Linked DNA regions of Mus musculus: all the other regions are linked to region 4. Evidence: chromatin loops called from intact Hi-C (ENCODE). Cell type or tissue: gastrocnemius. All regions are shown on one strand. Region 1 overlaps 4930539M17Rik (RIKEN cDNA 4930539M17 gene). Region 2 overlaps Tpd52 (tumor protein D52). Region 3 overlaps Zfp704 (zinc finger protein 704). Region 4 has its middle 33 kb from the start of Gm32496. Region 5 overlaps Mrps28 (mitochondrial ribosomal protein S28).

Region 1 (5,000 bases), 470 kb after region 4:
GAAAGCTGGATGCTGTTAACAGACTCTTTTCTTTCCCCATTAAGCCATCTACTTAAAGCCCCTCTCCTCCTCCGCAGTCTGCTCTTCACCCTGAGGCCAGAGGAGACAGCCCAGCCCCTCGTGATGCCCACCGCATGGTGCTTCTTGTCATTTGGAAAAATCAAGGCTCCACATGACAGCCCTTCTCTGCTCTGCTAACGCTGCGACCCGGTTTCTTCTGGCAGCTCTGAGAATTGAACCCAGGGCTTCACTCATGGTAGGCAAGCAGCCTACCTAACACTAAGGTACACCCTCAACCCGTGTTTTACTTTAGACTTAAATGTATTTGTTTGTTGTTTGGTGTGTGGTGTGGGTGCACTGTGAGCACGAAAGCATAGAGGGGATGTCTGGTGTCCGGTCTCCTCACTCGCCGGGGCGTTCCCTTAACGCAGGGTCTCTCCCTGAATCTCCACCCTCTACCATGATGGAGTTCTAACACAAGCACAATAGGCTTTGTTTTGTTTGCTTTCTTCTTCTTTTTCCTTTTCGCTTTCTCTTTATTTTTCTCCTCCTCCTCCTTTTCCTCCTCCTCTTCTTCTTTTTCTTTTTCCTCTTCTCCCCTCCCCTCCCCCATCGACTTCCTCGGGCTGGCCATCACCTCCTGTCTCCAGGTCTCCACAGCCACATTGATCCTCTGGCTTCAGGGATGCTGGTAGCACCAGCTGGAACGGAGTGCAGAGACACACGTTTCTCAGCTTAGCTTTGGCGTTAGCAGGGAAGGAAAAGAATTCACTGTCAGACTTTAGATGCACATGTACATCTCTGGTGCTGAGGTTCAAAGTGAGAGAGGCTTACCAGGGAAGAGCATCCTTATACTTGAAGTAAGAGATGCAGTTAGTATGCATGGCAGATATGTTAGCCTAAAATGTGACATAATCAGTAAAATACATAACATAAATAATGCAATACTTTGTATGTCTAAGATAGCGTGCTACATCTGGCAGGCAGCTGGCATTTACAAACAGGGACTCAGAGGCTCAGCAGGTTGCCACTTCAGGAAACAATTCCCAAGACCTGGGCACTGCTCCCTTAAAGGGCACAGCACCAAAAATATCACTGCAAAAGGCAATTAGAAAATGAAAGCTCAGCCGGGCATGGTGGCGAATGCCTTTAATCCCAGCACTTGGGAGGCAGGCGAATTTCTGAGTTCGAAGCCAGCCTGGTCTACAGAGTGAGTTCCAGGACAGCCAGAGCTACACAGAGAAACCCTGTCTCGAAACAAACAAACAAATAAACAAACACAAAACAAAAAAGAAAGAAAGAAAAGAAAAAAAAGAAAATGAAAGCTCTTTCTCTGTATTGCTTTCAGAAATGTTCTGGAAAGCTCTGGAAGGGATTCTGTGGTGAACTGTGGTGTCATTTATGGGCCAGCTTCATCTGTAATACTAGGCCATCACATGCAAATGGCATCTCTGAATTCCCGGGCTGTGCTATCCTGGGAGGGGAAGGGGGGCTGCTGCTAAAGGCTGCCGCTAAAGGAGAGTATGATTTGAGTCTCAAGCAGGCTGCTACCAGTCAGCACCATACAGCGCCAAGTTGGCCAGTGTCAGAGACAACCATTGCTGTTATTGTTGTTTAGGTAAACATACAAAATACCGGGGTTCACCATGATATCTTCACTCATAGATACCATGGTCTGTTCTTATTTTCCCCTCTCTCCACCATTGGTTCCGTTCTTCCCTCAGCCAGCCGAAGCCTCGCTTTCTCTTTACATATATCCGTTATCCTTTCTTCATCTCTCAGTTGCTTGCCTTTATGGGCTCAGCCTCTCCTCTCTGCTTCCCCTCTCTAGTTTAATGGCTTGCAAACAAACATAGATGGCACATACATATATGTACACACACATAATTTTAAATTTCTGTTCTGTGTTTCAGAAAACGCACATTCTTTCTGAGTCTGGCTTGCTCTTGCTTAACATAAGGATTTCTGCTTACATCGATTTTTCTGTATCATGATTTCATTTTTCTTTACAGCTGCATTTTAAAAATGTGGTTATTAACTATGTCCTAACCTTTGTAGAGTCTAACCAATCCTGCCCCAGGTAATTGTTTGTAATATCAAGCCTCCTGCCTGTAGCCCTCCACTTCTTCCAATATTTAATGCGTAGGAACTCCTTTTTCAATGTCTGCCTTCCAGGCGCTCCCTGGAAACTGGTGGCGCCGCATCGCCCCCTGCCGGCAAAGTCTCAGAAACCTCCTTCTAGGTTGCCTGGCTCTTTACCGCGCGCGAGAAAGAGGCCACGTTTGACAGGTCTCTTCTGTGCTCTGTCGCTGGCCCTGAGATTCAGAGTCAGGAAAAATGGAGTCTTAAGCTAGATGTCTTGGTTGAGGCAGTAATCCCATCACTAAGGAGGTTTAGGCAGGAGGATCCTAAGTTCAAAGCAAACCTGGGCTGCATAGTCAGGCCCTACCACAAACAAAACCACTATCCACTGCCATTGGTCTTTGGAGATGTTTGTTTCCTTCTGGGTCTCGTCCCCTTTCTTTCCATCAGGGTTTCACTGTGAGAGAGAATGTCAGTAACATTGATACGGAGGGTTAGAGGAGGCTTCAAATGGGTAACAAAGATGAGAGAAAAGATGAGAGACAAATCCAGGATATTGTCACTTGCTGTAAGGAAGAGAGCAGGCATACAGGGAAAAGATAAACCGGGAGGCAAGTCAGTACAGCGGAAGGTGCTTGCAGGGCATATAAGTGAATGATTGGCTCTGGAGCTGGAAACTAAGCACAGAGCCCACGCATGCAAGCACTGGCATTCCCGCTGGGCCACACTTCCAGCCCTGGGTTTATTTCTGAAAAAAAAATTTCTTTATTTCTAATTTGAGAGGGGGAGGGGAGGGGGAGGGGGAGGGAGAGGGAGAGGGAGAGAGAGAGAGAACACGTTATTCTTCCGAAATCTCACCATTTTCCTTTGAGATAGATCTTTCATTGGCTGAAGCACACCAGTTTAGCTAGGCTCGAAGGATCGTCCTGTGTCCACCTCCCCAGCACTGGGTTCATAATCTCACTATGCCCGCCATTTTTCTACGTCGGGTTCTGGGGTTTGAACTCTGCTCTTTGAGCTTGTGAGGCAGCCGAGCTGTCCTTTAAGTCTCAATATGCAATTTTTGCTTTTGTGATTTGTCCCCTCGAAACTGCCCGATGTCTGTTTTGTTTCCTTGTTTGATTTTTGCTATTTTGAGTTAGCATCTCAAATTGTCAGACTGGCCTTGGACTTACTGTGTAACTGACAATGGTCTTGAAGCTCCTGCCTCTAATTCCAAGCACAGTGTCACTGCTGTGAGCCACCACACCTGGCTCTGCCCTTTTCTTAACTACAATTGTTTGTTTGATAGGTTTTTATTTTCCGTGTTCCTGTGCCTACTTGACATTTCCTATTTCCTTCTTTAAAAGTATCCTTTTCTTCTCTTCTCTTCTCTTCTCTTCTCTTCTCTTCTCTTCTCTTCTCTTCTTTCTCTCTCTCCCTCCCTCTCTCTCTCTCTCTCTCTCTCTCTCACTCTCTCTCTCTCTCACTCTCTCTCTCTCTCTCACTCTCTCTCTCTCTCTCTCTCTTTCTTTCTTTCTTTCTTTCTTTCTTTCTTTCTTTCTTTCTTTTTCTTTGTTTTTGAGACAGGGTTTCTATGTATAGCCCTGGCTGTCCTGGAACTCACTTTGTAGACCTCGAACTCAGAAATCTGCCTGCCTCTGCCTCCCAAGTGCTGGGATTAAAGGTGTGCGCCACCACGGCCGGCTAAAGTGTCCTTTTCTAAGCTGGGTAAGGTGGTAATTCCTGTAATCACTTGGGATTTGGAGAAAGGAGGGTTGGGAGTTCAAATACAGCCTCAGCTACAAAGCAAGCTTGAAGTCAGTCTAAACTATATGAAAGCCTATCAAAATTAAAAAAAAACTTTGAGATTTTCCTATTGTATTTAAATATTTTCACTCCTCCTTCATCTAGTTTTACTACATGTATTTTCATTTGCATTCTTTGTCTTCATTTTGTAATTCAGTATCTAATCCTTTCTCATCTCTGAATTTTCACACAAATGCTAGCTACCCAGGAATAGGTAAGAGACGGTAAGTAAGTCAGTCAGTCAGTCAGTCAATCAATCAATCAATCAATCCCTGGCTCCCTGGCTGCACTGGCTCTGTCCTGTAAGCCCCTGTGCTCTTTACCAGCACCTGCAAGGACTGTTTGTTTCTAATTCTCCACCCATTTCCCACAAAAGTTCACAATCAAAATGATTTTACTGGGGCCGGTGAGATGGCTCAGATTTTCACTGCCTTTCTCTCCACATTCCCAGTCTTACAGCCTCACAATCAAAGTCAAGCTGCCCCCCTGGCTCTTTACTACATATAAAGACTGTGCAAGGGCTGGCAGGATGGCTCAGTGGGTAAAGACACTTGGGATCCAGCCTGATGACCTGAGTTTAATCCCCAGGACCCATACAATGAAAGGGTTAAATCAGCTTCTTTAAGTTGATCTGACCTCCACATGTGCACCATATCTCACACACACACACCACACACACACACACACACACACGCACACGCACACGCACACGCACACACACACATGCACACACATGCACGCACGCACGCACACACACACTAAACAAATTAGTAGATATCAAAAACAATTAAAATCACTGACTCTCCCTCGGCTCTCTAAGGTCACACCTGCTCTGTCTTCATCCAGTTTGTGTCTCCCGTAAGTGTCCCCATGCGTCCATGCTGGGGACAGCTATCGCCTGAGCTGAAATTAACACCCTTTCAGGGAAATATAGTTTTTTAGAGCACAGTGAAATGCAAAAGGAAGGACCAGAGTTTTAAAATATGTCTTTTCTATAGAAATTCAGATGGTGCTGTCTGGGCAGGTGGGAGCTACGGGCATGCGTGAGAAGAGAATTATGCAGAACCACCACTTGTGCATGGCTCGCAATCTGCAGCTTTCCACCACTTGTGCATGGCTCGCAACATGCA
Region 2 (5,000 bases), 360 kb after region 4:
TACGCGTGTACAAGAATACACGAAGCAACAAGAGCCACGTGTAGCGTGCACATTCCAGAAGCACTTGACATGGGCTTTCTTGTGTACTAACTTTTAAAGGCAATTAATAATTATCATAATCACTAGCATGACAGTACCAAAATAGTGGCCCACGCACAAGATGTGAAAGAGTTACTAATGGAGCAAGAGTAATACAAACAAGTCTATTCACAGTGCGCCAACAAGCAGAATTATTCACGGTTTCCCGAAGCGGAGCCGATACTGCAGAGACAATCGAGGGAAGCTCCGTGAGGAGGCTTCTGTCCACTAGAGAAAGCCAAAGCGCACAGCCCTGTGGCAGGGGACTCGAGGCTAGAGCTGTGGGGTACCACTCAAGGAGAGCTGCACACAGCCTGTGGAGCCAGCCCAAGAGAGGGACGCGTGCTGCAGTCAGAAGGCTGGAAGGAAGAGCCGGCCGATACCTTCTAAATCAGACAGCATTGTGGGTTTTAGAGTTTGCTTCTCCTCTGGGCTTTGGCCTTGCTCTGGTCCAGTGTTTCTTCACCACACTCTGCTCCCTCACCCCCCAACCCCACCCCCGGAATGTAATATATATTCAGTCCCCTATGCTCAAAGTATGTCATCTGCATTTTGATTTTAATTTGAGTTGGACTTTTAAACCGTTGAGACTGTGAAAGACTATGGGAACTTTTGAAGTTGGACTGAAAGCACTTTCCATATGCTATGGCTACCCGCCTGTGGGGGGCGGGAGAGGGAGGTGGCTGCTGGAGCGGGAATGGCCCCCATAGGCTCATATGTTTGAATGTTTGGCCCCATGTCTGTGGAATTATTTGGGAAAGATCAGTTAGTATGGCCTAGCTGGAGGGGGTGTGTCACTGGGGGCGAGCTTTCAGGCTTCAAAAGCCCCTTCCAAGGCCAGTATCTGTGCTGGCTGCTGCTGGCTGCTGCTGGCTGCCTACAGATGAGGATGTTAAAGCTCTCAGTTACTGCTGTAGCATCAGGTCTGACTGCTTCTGTGCTTGAACCTGTAAGCAACCCCAATTAAACGCTTCCTTTTAAGAGTTGCCTTAGTCATAGTGTCTCTTCACAGCAATAGGACAGTATCTAAGATGTCCTAGAGTCCCCACGAGGATTGCGCAAGTACTATCTGCACAGCAGAAATCTGATCCCTACTTTTAAATCCTTCAGCACTTCCTTGTTTTAGAAACTCAGTCCAGCCCGTAGGTCAGCATCCAGCCATGGGGGCAGCTCCTGCCTTTTGCCCAGCCTGTGTGTGTTCCCGGGCTCATCCTCCATCTCAGACTGCCTCGCAAACGCAGCGAGGGCCTGCAGACGCAAACCACCAAGCATGAGCACCACCACCGCAGACGCAACGCAGAGCTGAAGTCATGTGGCTTGATCCTAACAAGTGGCTCCAGATTAGGTTCATGATGACAACAGGACTCAAATCAAAGAGGAGCTACAGAACTCAAGTGCTAAACTCTGCCTTCTGTAGCAAAAGCTCTTCCATGCTTTTAAATAAACAGAACTGTGCACGCCTAAACAGGCAAGGGGATCAATGCAGTATCCAACTGCTAACGCACAAGGATCTTCAACTCCAAAAACAATCTAAGAGGGGGGCTGACAAAGGGTGGAAATACTTAATCCGAAAACATTGTAATGTTTCAGGATTTTGCGTTCTGGATTTTTAAATCAGGCTTTTTCAATCAGTAAAGTCCACACACAAATATTCCCTAATCAGAAAAATGAAAAAAATGAAAAACCTGAAATACTTGTGGCCCAAAATTTCAGACAAGGAATATTGAAATAGTTCATTAAACCATCAAGAAAGATAATGCCATACTTGGCTTCGGGACAACTGAGATGACCTGATCTAGCAAAGTCAGCCAGCTTTTCTCACTTTAACCTGCAGGGGGCAGCAAATCACTGACATTAGACTTGAAAGGAGCAGGTTGTTAATTTAAGATCCTCAGCTGGGGCAGAAAAATGTAGGCACAGAAGAACCAAATAGAAGATGCTCAAATCACAAGTGAACTATGCAGCCATCTCTTATCTCAGAGAAACTGCTAACCACAGCTGGTCGGCCAGGAGCTAGGAGGTCCAAACACAGTCATTTACACTGCAGTTCAGTAACTGTATGGGGATTTCTATCACCACTTAGACATAAGGAAAGTGGCTTGCAGAGGCTGTGCGGCCACCAGAGTCACACACCAGCGCAGGAGGCCCTCCAAGTCATTGATCTAAAAGCAACCCTGAAAAGCAGAAAGCAATACCTGGACCTCTGCAATCTGGTAACCATGGCAACGCTACAAACCCTGGAGATGAGGTCAGGAGCAGTCTTCAAGCCGACTCTTCCGTGGTCCTGAACATACATGTCTTCTATAAACTCACTAATGGACTTAGTATGGAAGGACAATCTAGTTTGGGGGAGAAAATATATTGCTTTTTCATGCAAATCACAAAAGGTAAGAAATGAGACTACTACAAACAAGCCAACAAACATTTGTTCTTTGATTTTAATATTCTTTCCTAAAATCCAATGGAAGCTATTTTAAATGACAATGTGACTATTCAGGTTTTTCCACACCAGCCACCTTGAGGGGAAATTGGCAAGAGAGTCTCTGCTTGATCAAATGTTAGTCAGGCCCCTGAACCTTCTCTCAGGCCACCTTCGTACTTCTTGGTAAAGCCCAGTCTGAGCAAACAAACATACTAAGGCAGTTAAGCAGAGCCCCCTCCTTACTATCTGAGCCCTCCAGACCTTCAGGTCCCCATGTGATAGTCCATCTTCCTGCCTAAAGCATGCTGCACTGGAATCATTTGTATTCATTATGAACATATTCCATAGAAGCAAACAAGCAAAATTAAATCAACATCTAATGAGAACAGTGATTTCTAGTAGAAAACTAAGGTCCTCCAAGGTTGCATAGTTTAAAACTTGAAAGTCTTTTTGATTCTACACACTTGTGTGCTCCATTCAGTTTGTCTTAGAGAAATACCAACATGCACGCAGGGTAGAGCGCCAGGCCTAATGCTTGGTCCATGGAAGCTTTCTGTGTCTCTGGCTGGGAGTCGGCATCAGCAGGATTGAATGCAGGTGACTAACACTGGGCATCACTACCCCACCCCTCCTGGGCTTACTGCTAAGTTTAGCTACTTCCTTACTTATCTACTCAGCAGCAGTATTGAAGCTTCCGTCTTCAGTACTAACCAGGGGGCCCCTGCTGTGCTTAGCATGGAGCCATGGCCAGGGTACAGGGCTCATCTACAGAGTCCCTCCAGCAGCAGGGTAGTCAATAGCACGGGCTGGGGAGAACACGAAAGCTACACACTGCCCAACAGCCAGCTGGAGGCGTGGATGGCAGCGGAACCACCTCAGGATGGAGGGTGGCGGTGGCTGACCACATGGCACCACTGCAGTTTTCTGTGCCTCGTCTTGAGGTACAGCTACAAGGCTAGGTCATCACTGAACAGCAGTAGCACACCACCTTCAGACAGTTTGAAATCTGGAAACTGGACTTCAGTAGCATAGACAATCCCAGGTAATTTTACAGAGGCCCCATTTAAACAAGGTTCAACAGAGACACTGTGTGGGAGAATACACAGTGTTCCTAAATGGGAGTGTGGCACTGTGGGACCAGAAGCAGTGGCTGTGGAGAGCTGTCAAAGGCTGCCGTGCCCCCGTGATCAGCTCACTGAAAAGAAGAAAACCTTGGGGCAAAATGAACTCGGAACCTGTTCGAGGTGGCCAGGAACAACGGAAGCTAAGGAAATGACCCATTTCATTTGGCAGAAGATCCAGGATAGAGCAGAACTGAGTGACATTGGGGTCACTGAGGAAGAAAGGAGACAAAGCAGGAAGGGACATGGTAACAAGAGAAGATGAGGGGTGTGGATTCGTAGCATCCGTCAGTACCTCACTCAGGGAGAAGACAGACAGACAGACAGACAGACAGACACAGACACAGACACAGACACACACACACACACACACACACACACACTGGCAAAACACATTCACTGTTCCAAACAGCTCACTGCCCTCTTCCTAGAAACCTGCCTCATTAAATCTTTAATCTTCCAAGGGGGGTGAGCCATCTTTAAGTCTCCAGTTACTTCAGAGCATCTCCTCTTCCTCCCTCCAAACACCACAGACAAAACTGATACCTGAGACCATCTATTGAAGACACACAGGCTGTCAGGCCAGGGAGACACTTACGGTGTCTGGAGAGACGTCTCCTCTACCATTAAATTCCCTCTCCACGGATAGAGCTCTCTACAAGCCTACTCTAGTTTTCATTTGTAAATGACAGATAAGTTGTTCTTTAAGATCTTGCAATCTGGGCTGGTGAGATGGCTCAGTGGGTAAGAGCACCCGACTGTTCTTCCGAAGGTCCAGAGTTCAAATCCCAGCAACCACATGGTGGCTCACAACCATCCGTAACAAGATCTGACTCCCTCTTCTGGTGTGTCTGAAGACAGCTACAGTGTATTTACATATAATAAATAAATAAATTTAAAAAAAAAAAAAAAAAAAGATCTTGCAATCTGACTCGTGAGATAGCTCAGTGGGTAAGAGCACTGACTGCTCTTCTGAAGGTCATGAGTTCAAATCCCAGCAACCACAAGGTGGCTCACAACCACACGTAATGAGATCTGACGCCCTCTTCTGATGTGTCTGAAGACAACTACAGTGTACTTGTATAATAATAAATAGATAAATGGGCTGGAGCAAGCAGGGACTGAGCTAGTGGAGTTGACCAGAGCAAGCAGTGCTGACAAAATTCAATTCCCAACAACCACATGAAGGCTCACAATCATCTGTACAGCTACAGTGTACTCACATACATAAAATAAATAAATAAATATTAAAAAATAAAATAAAATATTAAAAAAAAGATCTCACAATCATAAAAAACCCTGTAAGAGTCAGCAAGCACTGAATTCCCTGAAAGGGAAAGGTTGACTCACAAGAAATCAAAGAGTAATGCAGAGTAAGA
Region 3 (5,000 bases), 870 kb after region 4:
CTCTGTGCATTGGTAGCTTTTCTCTTTTTTGGTAGTGTGGTATTCTACTATGAATACACCAGTCTCCTTTTTCACATGCCCGCTGGCAGACATCTGCGTTGCTTCCGGTTGGGGTGATAATAAATAAAGCGGCAATGAACCTTTGTCTAGGAGTCTTTTTGTGGACACGCATTTTCTTTTCTCTTAGGTAAATACAGATGCAACAGTAGAGTTCCTGGGTCGTATGCTTAGCACATATTTAACTTGTAGGAAATTGCCAAACTAGTTTTCAAAGTAGTTATACCACATTTTGCATTTCTACTGGCAATGCGAGTGAGCATTCATTCCTGTTGCCAGAACTTAGGACCTTGTACGAACCCTGCATCCTTCCACTTCCCCTCAGCCAGTCCCACCATGGCCGGCACTGCAGTGATAGGAATTTACTATAGAGGTAAACGTGTGGCCTGAGGGTTCCTGAGTTAATAAGAATCCCTAGTCAATTATTTTCTTAATCCATGGATTCTAGAAGTGCATTTTGTCCTGTTGACTCCTAGGTGAGATTGGATGGTTAGGACGACTGTAGATGCTGTCTGAGTTCCTCGGTGCTCCAGCACCCTCAACCTAGGGACCACATGGCTGGCCCACCCTGGACTCTGGGAGCCCAGGGCTCTGATCTGTGCTCTTCCTCTCCTGGTTAACTGCTTGCTGCTCTTCCTGATGATGTGTCATTCCAGAGAAACACACACGGATGAAAAGATGGAAGAGCCATGAATGCTGCTAATGCTTGCTGTGCTGTGCTGTGCCTTGGATGCTGGGCAGGTGGGGGGCTAGGGAACCCTAGGTATGGAAACAAGAGAACACTTGCCTCCATCCTGATACGTATTGATCCGTCAGTGCCGAGTGGCTCAGGGTGGTGAGCCTCTCCATCACCCAGTGTACCTTTGGGGTTGGTGTGCTCACGCACTATCCTCATTGGGACCGCTTCTGCACAGCACTCCCTTGGGAGACCTTCCTGCTCCTGAGAAGCAGATTCGGAATGAACGCTGTAGAGTTCACGATGCAGGTGGGCACCACTGTTGCAGGATATGTAACCACACTGTGGACCCCGAGATTGTGTTATTTATTGGAAAAACTTATTTCCAGTTGTGGTGTAGCTCAGCCCTAACACACACTTTTAATCCAGGAACTTTTTGCTTGAATACTGTAAACAAGATTTAAGTAAAATCAACCATAGGTCAAGAGGCATTTGACAGGGAGCGAATATGTGATTATTAACAAAAAGACATAGTAAGAGGGAGTCAGGAGGACCTGATAGGCAGATGCACAGGAAGTAGAAGGGAGGGACATTCGGTTTTGGGAGGTCCACTAAGGAGGAAGGTCAGTTGGTGCTTTCTCTGCCTGTCTGAGCTAGCAGGCTTTAACTCCAGCATCTGCAGCATCTGGCTCCCAAGTTTTCATTGGTAAAATTGAACAATTGGGATTTTGTTTAAAACAACACATCATACTTATGAGTTTTGTAGATCTGTGTGTTTTGGGGGATAAGTATAAGCCCAAAGATAAAAAATGCAGAGTGCAGCAAATGCTTAACTCGTGGTTGAAGACCACACAGCTACCGAAACTCCTGTGTTAGCTTACAGCTTCCTGTTTTGATTCAAGCTCCCCTCCAACCAACCCCCAGTAAAACTGTCCATGGTCACCACACCTACGAACCAAGGGAAAGTGATGAAAACCAGGTTTATAAGCGCCTCTGGGGTACTGTTGCTGGTCCAGTAGACAGACTCCTGAGTCAGGTTTCCTGTGTATTCCCAATTTCTGCCAGAGCTACCCAAACTCACAACATTGCAGCGAGTTTTCTCACATTAACCCCAAAAGTGCACTGGGTGACTGAGGGGTTCACAGTCACCGTGAGCCATTCAGCACTGATCTATCAATACAGGATCAGGCCCATGGCATCTTGTCTCTATGCCTAGGGTTCCTAAGCTCCCAACCCACTCAGCATCCAAGGGCGAAAGCACACACAGCACAGCACACACAGCACAGCAGTGACACACCCCAACTTCAGAATACACAGAACATCACACCTAGATATGACAGAACCAGGAATCTGACTTTCCAGAAGGTCTTGTGGAATTGGTAGTTAACTTTTACCCTTCTACAGAATTGGTTTTCTCTGGAGAGTACCATAGTGCCCATACTTTGGGTCATTGCATCACCTCGTGGTCATGACAGGAACTGCATCTTCTCAGAGTCCCAGTCACATTCCATAGTAGTTCGGAAACAATCTATTTGAAACCAGAGGAAACTCCTTTCATGGGTATTTTGTTCCCTATTCTAAGGAGGAATGAAGTATCCACCTATTGGTCTTCCCTCTTCTTGATTTTCTTGTGTTTTGCAAATTGTATCTTGGGTGTTCTATGTTTCTGGGCTAATATCCACTTATCAGTGAGTGCATATCTAATGACTTCCTTTGTGATTGGGTTACCTCACTAAAGTTTGGAGCTAAGACAAAAGGATGGACTATCCAGAGACTACCCCATCCGGGGATCTATCCCATAATCAGCCACCAAACCCCACACACTATTGCATATGCCAGAAAGATTTTGAGGAAGGGACCCTGATATAGCTGTCTCGTATGCCAGTACCTGGCAAATATAGAAGTGGATGCTCACAGTCATCTATAATATGGAACACAGGGCCCCCAATGGAGAAGCTAGAGAAAGCACCCAAGGAGCTGAAGGGGTCTGCAACCCTATAGGTGGAACAACAATATGAACTAACCAGTAACCCCCGGAGCTCTTGACTCTAGCTGCATATGTATCAGAAAATGGCCTAGTCGGCCATCACTGGAAAGAGAGGCCCCTTGGTCTTGCAAACTTTATATGCCCCAGTACAGGGGAACGACAGGGCCAAGAAGTGGGAGTGGGTGGGTAGGGGAGCAGGGCAGGGGTAGGGGTAGGGAACTTTCGGAATAGCATTTGAAATGTATATAAAGAAAATATCTAATAAAGAAAAAGAAAGAAAGAAACCAGAGGAAAAAAGTCTGCTAGATTCTGCCCTCCCAAAGCTGGCCAAGTGACGTGCAGAGCCAGGACAGCTTGGTGCCTCTCTCACATTTCACCGCTGTGGCTGAGGAAGGAGTAGTGTCCCTCTTGTGCCTCAGCTCCCACCGGCCCATAGACTAGGCTGCCATTCTCCTCTGTGGATTCTTTTACTCATCTTGCTCACAAGCAGCCTCTATTATTTATGCTCAGCTCACTGTTTTTCTGTCACAATATAAACAACCTTGGGCAAGCCGTACAAATTTAATCACTTGCTTCTGCAAAGTGGGAATCAGGCTCTACCGAAAACTGTGGGTCCAATGAAATGAAAAGCTGCATGTATACACATCTGATAAACTGTGACAAAACGTGTAAATGCAGTGCTCATCAGATAATACGTGTCTGTGCATAGCACTTCACACTTTGAACTTCCTTATTCGAGTGTTAGCAGGTCAGACAGAGCGGAGGGTGTCCGCAATCATGACCCATACCTACGTGCAGTGAACACTTCTCTCGCTGTGTTTACAGTCTAGGGAATGGATGTCTGTTAAAAGAGTGCATGCTCTCGTACGTGGAATCACATTTAATAACTTCACAACTGTCCCTCAAGGTGTGAGGGTGCATTACCAGGTTTACAAAAAGGTGCCATCTCGAGGGTCAAGCTGGCTTTCTTAGGGTCCCAGAGCAGTGGCTGAGGGGATGGACTGGGGATCATTTGACATGGTCTAGGTGCTTCCAAACGTTCTGAGTGACAGGCCACAGTACAGGACCCACTCACGTGTCAGCACACTGTTGAGATAAAAACCCCAACAGAGGGCAGTGCTGACCCCACACCTTCAGCGGATCCTCACTCCCGCTCACCTCTCATTACAGTGACTCACAGCCTCCCAGTCAATCTGGAAGTAGAAGGTTCTCAAACAACCTCCACTAGATAACAACCTCCCCTGCAAATGACTGTTGATTTCAAATGGACAGTAAGGATCTAAAAGAACAGGTAAGAAATTAGGAAGCTCCATCAACAAAAACAGACTGTCTGCCCAGACAAATTAGTTATTTCTTAGGTTTATATCTTTTCCCTTGGTAGTCAGTTCTCATCCCTCACGATTGCCGACCTAATGCACGAAGGTCACTAAAGTGCATCCTCCGACGCAGACATGCCACGGAACATTCCTGTTTCTCTTCTCCTGGGTGGTGTGGCTACCCTGGTTGTCAGTGTGTACAGCTGGAGTTCCCACTTCTTATGGCAAATTCTGAGATTTCTTTGATGTCCGAGAGGTACATTTCTTGAAGCTCCCTGGGTGAATGTGCAAATGCTGCTGTATATTTTTATACTCTTTGGTGGGAGCCATTCAGCCCAGATAGGAAGGGTCTGAGAGACTGAGACAGAAGTTGGCATTGCAAGTCCTACAATGAGTTCTGTAGAGACCGTTTGAGATACGGTTTGAAATGTACAGTAACTGTAATGGCAGAGCTTGCATCCTGCAACATCTGAAGACAGCGTTTGAAGCTACTCCAGCCCCTTCACACACCAACCTGTGCCCACCCAGCTCTCAGTGAATGAATGGACCAGCTCTTGTGCCCTGCTTCCAGGCTGTTCAGTGTTTTGCCTATGGTGCTCAATAAATATTAGTTCACTAAGTAAACAGCAGGGTGAAGAGCAGCTGTCCTATTTTCTTTTTAAACTACTCAAAGTAAGTTTAGATACAAATGGCCAAGGCCGCACAACATGGCGCCATCAGTTCCTTTATCACTGTGGGGAAGGCTGAGTCTAGAAGATAATACCTAGTTCTAACCAACCTGTTTGTGTCCACACTTAGCATTTTGTAAATGAAGCCTATGGTCTTCAAATAAGTGGTGTGTGTGTGCGCGCTAGGTGTCAGTTCTGTGTATCGGGCTTGTGAGGTCTCGGGGAGTCTCTCATCTCCATCATAGAGCACTGAGGCTCTGGAAGCACAGTACTGTGTCCATCTTCTAAGGATTCTG
Region 4 (5,000 bases):
TTTTGTGGTAGGTGACAAACTGCCATAAATTTAACACAGAGACCCAGGCACAATCTCCAGAGAATAAGAGACTAGACTGGTCTTCCTTAAACTGTGATATCTAATTTTTAAGTGTATCTCTGAGTGTGTTGGTTTAAATACGTTTGGGCCCTGTGGATTCATGTGTTTGAATATTTGGCCCGTGGGAAGTGGCACTATTAGAAAGTGTAGCCTTGTTGAAGGACGTGTGTCACTGTGGGAGTGGACTTTTAGGTCTCCTGTGCTCAGGCTCTTCCCAGTGCAGATGATGACAGCCTCCTCCTGGCTGCCTTCCGATCAAGACGTAGAACTCTTGGTTCCTCAAGCACTATGTCTACCTGCATGCTGCCATGTTTCCCACCGTGATGATAATGGACTGAATCTCTAAGCCTATAAGATAGGCCCATTTAAAATTTTCTTTATAAAAGATGCCTTGGCCATGTTGTCTTTTCACAACAATAAACCCCTAAGTAGTGTGTGTGTGTGTGTGTGTGTGTGTGTGTGTGTGTGTGTGTGTGTGAATATGAATGGAAAAGAGTATTACCTGCTCTTGCATAAGATCCAAGTTTGGTTTGGTTTGGATTTTGTTTCAGTTTTCTTTGTATTTCTATGTTTTAATTGATTGGTTGGTTGGTTGGTTGGTTGGTTGGTTGGTTAATTGATTGTTTGATTGATTGATTGATCGATTGACTGATTGATTGATTATTGGGCTTTTGTTTGGTTTTTGAGAGACAGAGAAAGAACATGAAGTTCATAGGTAGTGAGGTGAGGAGGACCTGGGAGGAGCTGGAAGAGTGGAAAAAAATATGATCACAAAGTGTGAAAAGTATTTTTAAAGCCAATAAGTACCAAATAAGAAATCTCAAAGGATTAATAACTTGACTATCAGTCACTAAGCATGTGCATACTGTATTAGGGCAAAAGGAACAATAACCTGGTGATTTTATACCATAACCAATGACAGTAACTTCAAATGAACACATCTTGAAGAAAAAAGGGTTTGCTGAACTGAAGATTAAACCTTAGTCTCACGTGAGGCGCCGTAGCACGTAGTAAGTCTACATGCATAGTCGATTTGTCATTATCGTTGTTGTTGATGGTGATGGTGGTGGTGACAGTAGAGTCTCATTATGTTGCCCAAGCTGACCTTGAGCTCTCTTGTATTCCAAGCAGGCTTTAAACTGAGTTTCCCAAGTGGTACACCCTACACCACCAGGAGTAGGTTGAGTTAATTATTTTCATTCTCTAAGTGATACTAGAAATAATTTAAAAGACAAAGCTTTTAAAATGTATTTGTGCCAAGCATGGCAGTGCATAACTCAACCTTACTACTAGGGGGTGTGAGGGCAGGAGGATCAGGAGTTCTTAGTCAGCCTTGATGATGGAGCAAATTTGGGCTACGTGAGACTTCATCTCAAAAAATCATAAATATAATAATAAACAAAATATAATAGATAACTCAGAGGCTTTTCTTCTCCTGCTTCACAATTAAAGCCTTTCCAAGTATAGGCTAGATCTAAGCCAGTCAGTGGTGGTCTGTAGGGGACACAAACAAGGCTCTGAGGAGAAGTAACTTAAACAGAGCCCAGAATGAGTACGCCCTGGGAAGGGAGTACAGAATCTGTAGAACTTTACTGCAACCTTGTGAGCTCAGTAAGCAACCCTGAGACTGGCAGAAGCCCTCGTGGAAACCATGGGTGCACAGTTTCCCCAGTGCTCACACAGCCTGAGGGGGCTGGCCACCTTTGCCTTCTCTTCTCTGCTCTCCCAAACACTAAACCATAGCCACTCTCCTCCCTTCCATCCCTCTGCCATCAGCCATTCCCAAAAATATCTTTCTTTATCTCATTCTCGTTCTTTGTAACTCTTATTTTCACGTGTGTAGAAATGACTGTGTGCCACACCCTGTGCATAAGTGCATAGAAACCAGCCTTTAGCTTGGTTGGATACTGCGCTGTTCTCTTCTGAAAACAGAACTCTAGGAAGCAAACGTCACCACTTCCTTCTCTAACAGTGGCTGCCACTGACCCACAGATAGTGTTCTCTGCCCTTCAGCACCTCTGGCAGGATGCAGACATCATCCCACGCTTCTCCCTCCAACGCTGCTGACCAGCAGTGGTCATAGCTTTCCATCACCAGGTCCTTCCCAGCTGTACATCTGTGCGTGCAGTTTTCCTGGATTGAGGACCCTCCTCCAGCACGTGTACTGATTCCAATGCCCTCCTTTGGGAACCTGGGAACACCACTCCGTCCCCTGAACGTCTCAGAATGGGCAGCTCTCTTCTCTTCCCATCACCCTTTGCTCATCACTGCCCACGGCTACCACATCGACACTGAAATCACTAACCTATCCCATGAACTTTACTGAGGGGTGTTAAGTGCCAAATGTTTAGATAGTTACTGGAAACACAGAAGGAACTACATGGAAATGAGCTTTGTCTCCGCCCACTTCACTCCCTGCACATCTAATCTATGAGGGTAAATTTACAGTAAACAATGAGACTGAATATGAATGTTTGTATTCAACAAGTGACGAAAGTCAGAACCTGTTAGGAAAATGGAGAAACAGCAACTGACAAACGTTCAGAGAATTTCCTCTGAAGCGACAGCAGAGCGCCGCGCACACAGTAGGAACTCGCTGGGTTTCCTTAACCGTTGGACAGAGCTAAAGATGAGTAGACATGAGGAACGCACGAAGGTGTACAATATCACTGCGGGGAGAGGATAGCACTGGGAAGACTTTACAAAGGAGATAGGGAGACTGGCCCATCTCACTTCCCTTTCAGGACAAAAATGTGAGATCCCTCTGAGCCACCAGGGGGCAGTGTTTAATCACAAGTGATGAGAACTCCCTGGACCAAGGCTGCACTGAATGTTTGCAGACAGTACCTTTAGGAAATAGTATATAACATAATATAATATATATATAATATAAGCAAAGTGTTATTCACTCCCTCCACATCGGTAATAAACACAACCCTCAAAGATGATAAAATGATAGTGGGATTAAAATCTATGAAGGCGGGATGCACTCATATTCAGAGTTCTGCAATTAGCCTTATCTGCCAGACTGAATCCTTACTTCCTGGTCATTTATCATCTCTGTCACTTGGCTATAGGTCCTAGCAGGTATTCATAATAGGTGCAAAGGAATTTTCCGGTTCCTCTTCGGTATTTGTGCTGTTTGAGCACTTCCAAATGCTGCTTCCTTCCTGTTGAATAGCTTTATTTAGCTTCATCTTAGGTTATTCAAACAGATGAGAGGCAATTACCTTTTTTTTTTTTTTTTTTTTTGGCTTGGTAGTGAGGAAAGCAGAGCTGCTTGCTGCTGGCTAGCAGAATGGAAAGAGTCCTCGCTGCTTGCTGCTAGAAGGAGGGAGCAAGCCCTGGCACAGTGCCATTTCTTTGCAAAACTCAGTGACCAGGTGCTTTCCAGAGTGTGTCATTCAAGACACCTAAGGATGTGATTCCTGTCAGAACTAGAGGCCCTGATTGGAGCAAAGAGGGCGTCCCACAGCTTCAGATAATCTTGCAGGAGGAACCAGACACTGTTTCAGGAAGTAAAATGCCATAAAAGTTGGAAGGAAATGACCCAGGCTTTGCTTCCTGGTTATTCAATCAACAGCTATTCACTAAACATCGTGCGTAAAATGTGCAGGAACAGCGATGGAAACACACTTCCTTGTCCTGAGAAACTAGAATTGGATTCTTTTTACAAATATGAGCAGTAGTATAAGAGAGACTAACAGTAAGAGTTCGCTGAATCACCAGGTCACCAAGTGCCCAGTGGAGATGAGATATGAGAGTGTAGATGACAGGGATGAGGTGCAGAGCTTGGCACCACACACCTGCAAGCCCAGACGCAGGGCACTGAGGCAGGAGCTTGGTTTCCTGACCAGCCTGGGACACAGGGTAAGACTGTCTCTTCTTTAAAAAAAATTTAAAAAGTATTAATTTCCTCAGCTACTAGTAATGGGCCACTTATGTTAAAAGACAGAGATATGAATAAGCCATAAGGCCTGGCAGACCATTGAATAAATCATTTATTTGTAATGCTGTGTGTGTGAGAGAGCGAGTGTGTGTTTTACTACATTGAAGATGACTAGATAATTAAAGATAGAAGATGGGCAATTAGAGTTCTCTAGAGGAACAGAACCCAGAGCCTTGCTGATGAAGGGGATTTCCTAGACCATCTTGCAAAGACTACCCACAATGGCTGTTTGAGCCTGAGAACCTCTAGTTGCTCAGACCTCGGAGCTGAATGACATCTTTAATCTGGTGCTAACACCCAAACAGTTCTTAGAAAATCACTGGTCTTCAGCTGGGTTCCGATGGCAGCCAAGGGTGGTGGCTGCTGCATCAAGGGAGATCCCAGGGAGGCACAAGACAGCCAAGAGAACAAGAGGGCACTGCTCCCCACAGACCTGTCTGTACCTGGGAGTCTGCCAGAAGATGGTGCCCACTGCCCTTATTGAATTCTCCCGGAAAGTAACCTTGCATGCCCATCCAAAGGAGTCTCTTAGCTGAATCCAGAACCTGCTAAGCTGACAAACAAGATTAACCAAAATTCATTCCTAGATCATACATACATACATACACACACACACACACACACACACACACGCGCGCGCGCGCGCGCGCGCGTAAGGAAGATAGACATACATGTAAGGAAGATAGACAGTCTCTAATGTGAGTGTAGTAATGATAGAAATGATAATGGAGGCGCTAACATAAGTGTCCTGATCTGATAGGGAGATGCTCAATGAAAGATGCTAGACATGAGCTGGCAGTGCCTCAGGGGATAAAGTCAGTCACTGGCAAACCTGAGTTTGATCTTCAGAACATACATGGTGAAGCAAAGAGAGAACTCACTTCACAAAATTGTCCTCTGATTTTTACACACTCACAAACGTAATAAAATTAATAATAATAGCAACAAAAATATTTTTCAAAAGAAAAGTAGAAAAGGTGCTATGTGAGAG
Region 5 (5,000 bases), 320 kb after region 4:
GCCCACCTCAGCACTGAGGCACACGCATGCCCTGCTCAGATCCTCATGCTTGCACAACCAGAGCACTTAACCAATGCCCCTAAGCCCCTATATTTTAGTGGGAAGGAGGTTATGTAGGAATTCAGGAATAATGACTTCTATTTGTCTATGGAGACATGGTTACAGTCCCTCCTAAATGATGAAGCAATCAACCAAGAGCAGAGAGCAACATTAAGTTACCAATACAGTACCTATGCCTGCCACCTGCTGGAAGGCTGACACAAGGCACCATTCTGTACATTAAAAAAAAAAAAAAAAAAAAAAAAAAAAAGGACATTAGCAGTGTATAGCTGGGAATGACACTTGGAATATGGACTTGCTAGGCAGTATTCTGTGGTAAAAATATACCATGGTAACTCTTTAATCATTAACTAGTTCTTAAAAATAAATATATAGGTTGTCTCCAATGTTAAAAATAAAGCTGGGCTGGAGAGCTACATCTTCCAAAAGCTTTGGGTTCAATTCCAGAATCCACAACCATCTGTAACGGCAGGAGAAGTCAGCTGTATCTGTTTGAGTAGTCAGAGCTCAGGCAGTAGGACATGTCAGCAGAGACTCACTGCCCACACTACCAACAGTCAGGCTCACCATCCTCAAAAAGAAGGCAAAACCCACACTGACTCAGTCCCCAAAGCCTATAAATCAGGTTCTGCTCAAATCTGATTAGTTTCTTTTATTTCCTGTTACTTAACGCTAATTTTTTAAAAAGTGAGAAGGCTATAATCACAGCCTGAAAACAATATGAACAAAAAATGAAATTTTAATGTAACACTTAGAAGGAAAAAAACCCAAAGACATTAAAAGAAGGTAGCAATTATTTCTGAGCAAAACATGGGTGCTAATAAAGACCTACAATCAGAGAAACTAAGTCCAAGCTGAAAGTCGAAATGGAGCTAAATGGGTCAGATCATATGATTACCCTTCAAATATAGCACATGCTAACTAGCTTTCCTTTGTGAAAATGGACTACTTTTAACCAAATTTTAAGTATTGATAAAAGCTTACTCCCGGGGCTGTAGAGATGGCTCAGTGGTTAAGAGTGCTGACTGCTCTTCCTAAGGTCCTGAGTTCAAATCCCAGCAACCACATAGTGGCTCGCAACCATCCGTAATGAGATCTGACGCCCACTTCTGGAGTGTCTGGAGACAGCTACAGTATACTTACAGATAATAAATAAATCTAAAAAACAATAAAGTGCAGGTGGTGGTAGCACATGATTTAAAAAAAAGAAAAGCTTGCTCCCTTGTGAAGTCTATCTACTTCAATTTACTATTTCATTGCCTTTTGACAATTTTCACTGTAGAAATGAATGTTTCAGAAAAAAATTATTATTAACTCTTAGTAACTATTTCAGAATTCTACAATGTAAAGAAAAGGGGATGGCATAAAATCAGAACTATATTTTAACATTCCTTTACAAACTTAATAATTTCTAAGATATCAATGATTTGTCATGTGTTCAATAGGAAACTGGGAAGAAAAAAACTGGAAGGGTAAGAATGAAGCACATAGCTGGGCAGTGGTGGCACATGCCTTTAATCCCAGCATTCCGGAGGCAGAGGCAGGTGGATTTCTGAGTTCGAGGCCAGCCTAATCTACAAAGTGAGTTCCAGGACAGCCAGGGCTACACAGAGAAACCATGTCTCAAAAAACCAGAACTAACTAACTAAATAAATAAATAAATAGAATGAAGCACATGATTTTATTACATTTATATAAAACATATAAAATAAGATCATTTCTTCTTTTATATTGAAACAAATCCTTTGGTATTCATAAAAAACTCAATGACTAATTTAAATCTTTTATCATGGACTGGAGAGATTGCACAGTGGTTAAGAGCGCTTGTAGAGGACCCAGGTTCCATTCCCAGCATCCACACCATATACACACAAACATGCAGGCAAGACACTTGTGTATATTAAACAAACTTCTGTTGTTTTGGTTGGATTGGTTGGTGTTGTTTGGTTGGTTGTTTGGTTTGGTTGGTTGGTGTGGTTTGGTTTGGTTGGTTGGTTGTTTGGTTTGGTTGGTTGGTGTGGTTTGGTTTGGTTGGTTGGTGTGGTTTGGTTTGGTTGGTTGGTGTGGTTTGGTTTGTTTGGTTGGTGTGGTTTGGTTTGGTTGGTTGGTGTGGTTTGGTTTGGTTGGTTGGTGTGGTTTGGTTTGGTTGGTTGGTGTGGTTTGGTTTGGTTGGTTGGTGTGGTTTGGTTTGGTTGGTTGGTGTGGTTTGGTTTGGTTGGTTGGTGTGGTTTGGTTTGGTTGGTTGGTGTGGTTTGGTGTTGTTTGGTTGGTGTGGTTTGGTTTGGTTGGTTGGTGTGGTTTGGTTTGGTTGGTTGGTCTTTTGAAACTGGGTCTCTCTTCAGACTCCTGGCTATGCTGGAACTCTCTATGCAGACCATGCTGGCCTTGAACTCACAAAGAGTGCTGGGATTAAAGGCTTATGCCACCACACATAGCTAAGTAATTTTAAATTAAAAAGAAAAAAGGAAGGCAGGGAAGGATAGAGGGAGAGAGAAATTTTAACAAGAAAGTAAAAATACTTAAAATTTGTATGAAATCCATCTTAGATATTTTGAAAATTTGTAAAACTACCAAGTGTCCTATAGTGTCAGTATTCTCAATACTCTAAAGCAGAGGGTGGTCTACTGTGCAAACCACTCTCTGACCGTGCTGAAGAGGGAGGGACAGGACGCCCTCTAGTGTAAGGAAGCAGCAGTACTAGCCACAGAACACCAAAAAAAAAAAAAAAAAAAACCATTCTTTGCTCAACACTGCCATCTGTGGGCAGTTAACATGGGTTATAAACTTAACCGTCCCCAATGCTATAAAGTCATAGTGTCTAAGTTGACATAAGAGAGATTTAGAATTCAGGAGGGAAAGACTGGGATGTCACTCAGATACAACAATTTATCACTGGCAAGGTCAGGCTGTGATGCCCTACCCCACAAAGGAAAAAGAGACAGAAAAATACATGTACAGAACTATCTTCAGCAGATGTCTACCCGTTCCTCATATAGCAGAATGAGCTCTGTTGACCACAATAATGAATAGTATTTGGCCCTTATGCTCAATAACTGAAAAAATAGCAGCATCAAAGCTGGGAAAAGATGTGGCCACATGAACACACAAGTAACCATAGAACCCACAGGTCCTTTAGATCCAAGTTTGCTTTATATAGTAACACCCACAAAATTAGGACAAAAAAATTATGTGGATCAATTCTGACTTCTTAGCATATATGAAAATCCAACAGGGAAACCCATTATTTTTAAGACTAATGTAATATATGCTAAAAAAAAAAAGTTAGTGTGTATCACTTGAAATTTCATTACTACATATACATATTTTCAAATCCAAAAATAGGCATCTGAGTTGCTATTTTTTGCATAATTACTCAACCATCAAACTAAGTTTTATTACAATTTAAGTCAACATATATTCTTACACACATGTATGGATTCATGCAATAATCCTAACCTTGCTTTTTCCAAGAGTTGTAACTACAAAGACAAAATGGGCTCAGAAATGACTTCATGAAACTACAGAATGGTCAGCGTACTATAAGACAGTGGTGAAGCAAAGCCCAGACCGTTCAAAGGTGTTTCATACAGTTGGTAGGCTCACTAAGGGTAGACGAGTGAGTCCCTCAGTGAATCATGGGAAACCCATCTCAGGGGAAAGAGCTTCATTTAGGAAACAGCAATGTTCATCTTCAGAGGAAATCAAGCATAAACCATCTTACTAATGAACTCTTACCTAAACCCCAATATGCATGCTAGAAGTGTAATTTTTGTGACTACAAGTATATCTTATAGCTTATTTATCAAGTAAAATATACAAACATCAGCAACTTTGACTTAATATCAGGGATGAGGAATATCAATCCCAGTTCCCAATTCCTGAAGGTTGGTTTAGTCACCTGACATCAAGAAACTAGAGTTCAGCAGCAGGCACTTGCACAGGCATGTGTTAGGCCCTGAGTTCCACCCCCAGCAATGCAGACCAGTAAGAGCAAATACACACATGATGAAAACGGGGTGAGGTGGTAAGAAGACGGACGTCACAGCACAGTCCCTGGGAGGTCATCTGGACAGGCACAGTAGACCTGTCAGAGGTGAGCTGTGTGAGGCTTTCTCCCAGTGGACACCCTCTACATTTGCTTTCATAAGCACAAAGTTACAAACGCCCACCGTAGCATTATCAACCTGAGCATTTGCAAGGCAGGCCTTTTCTATTTAAGTAAGTTATAAATATATATATAACCATAATATAAAATATTAGCAGAATTGTTAATACTGTGTATACAGTGAACATATGAGGCAATAAGGAAAGACTCAAAATTACACTTAGGTAAATATAGCAATTTTCAGTAGTAACAACTAAACTACGTTATGTTTACTGGCAAGGGCTACTTTCAAGTGCTTTAAATAATGAATTGTTTAACCCTGCAATAGTCTCATGGCTCAGCTTTCTTTTATAATAAAAGGAAAAGGAGAAAACAGATATGTAGTAGTTTTTCAAAAAATACAGCTAGAAAGATGGCTCAGTAGTTAAGAACACTGGGTTCAATTCCTAGCACCCACAAAGCGGCACACAATCATCTACACTCCAGTCCAGAGAATCATCTGCTCTCCTGAGCATGCAAACGTGCAAACATGCACATGAAAACTTTTTAAAATTTTAAATATACCTAGTAAACAAAACAAAACCAAGAATTTAGGCCAAGACTTTGTGAATCCAAGAAGTATAGTGTTTTGCAGGGATGTAACTGCAAACTGTATCTATCTACAACACAAGCCAACTGTGTTTTTAATGATATATATGTTGTGGTTTATATATATATATATATATGTATAATTATATGTATTATATTATGTATTATATATATATATATAATCCTTGGGAATGATACCTTCCTGTGCTTTTTAAGTCAATGTTACTTTTATACTTTGTAAATAAAC

The links. Hi-C counts contacts between places; a loop is a spot of excess contacts. Peaks named below come from ENCODE experiments on the same cell type or tissue, not always from the same donor. Only the 100,000 strongest peaks of a DNase experiment are listed, where the experiment ranks them.
Region 1: it touches region 4 in a loop (10-fold over the local background); 30 of 42 quality-filtered maps call a loop at or near these places.
Region 2: a loop joins it to region 4, with 9 times the contacts of the local background. A loop is called at or near these places in 3 of 42 quality-filtered maps.
Region 3: a loop joins it to region 4, with 3 times the contacts of the local background. A loop is called at or near these places in 4 of 42 quality-filtered maps.
Region 5: a loop joins it to region 4, with 9 times the contacts of the local background. A loop is called at or near these places in 37 of 42 quality-filtered maps.

What each region holds. Positions count from the first base shown.
Region 1 is chr3:9,065,048-9,070,047 of GRCm38, forward strand. It overlaps 4930539M17Rik (RIKEN cDNA 4930539M17 gene), which reads left to right. Exons shown (of 3, transcript NR_040597.1): 2 at 78-284. Among named protein-coding and RNA genes, the nearest start is that of 4930539M17Rik, 5.6 kb to the left of the region's middle. In gastrocnemius, a CTCF peak has its summit at 2,222 (motif pointing left); a DNase peak (open chromatin) is centred at 2,208.
Region 2 is chr3:8,955,918-8,960,917 of GRCm38, forward strand. All of the region lies in intron 1 of Tpd52 (tumor protein D52), which reads right to left. Among named protein-coding and RNA genes, the nearest start is that of Tpd52, 5.7 kb to the right of the region's middle. In gastrocnemius, a CTCF peak has its summit at 1,907 (motif pointing right); DNase peaks (open chromatin) are centred at 317, 1,908 and 3,249; H3K4me3 peaks cover 662 bases; H3K27ac peaks cover 2,434 bases.
Region 3 is chr3:9,464,317-9,469,316 of GRCm38, forward strand. All of the region lies in intron 4 of Zfp704 (zinc finger protein 704), which reads right to left. Among named protein-coding and RNA genes, the nearest start is that of C030034L19Rik, 64 kb to the left of the region's middle. In gastrocnemius, a CTCF peak has its summit at 2,188; a DNase peak (open chromatin) is centred at 2,196.
Region 4 is chr3:8,592,060-8,597,059 of GRCm38, forward strand. No RefSeq gene overlaps it. Among named protein-coding and RNA genes, the nearest start is that of Gm32496, 33 kb to the right of the region's middle. In gastrocnemius, a CTCF peak has its summit at 2,835 (motif pointing right); DNase peaks (open chromatin) are centred at 2,832, 3,411 and 4,418; H3K4me3 peaks cover 1,012 bases; H3K27ac peaks cover 1,050 bases.
Region 5 is chr3:8,913,709-8,918,708 of GRCm38, forward strand. All of the region lies in intron 1 of Mrps28 (mitochondrial ribosomal protein S28), which reads right to left. Gm52601 (a long non-coding RNA gene) reads right to left here. Exons shown (of 2, transcript XR_003954436.1): 2 at 3,209-5,000. Among named protein-coding and RNA genes, the nearest start is that of Gm52601, 7.4 kb to the right of the region's middle. In gastrocnemius, CTCF peaks have their summits at 252 (motif pointing left) and 2,773 (motif pointing left); DNase peaks (open chromatin) are centred at 225 and 2,735.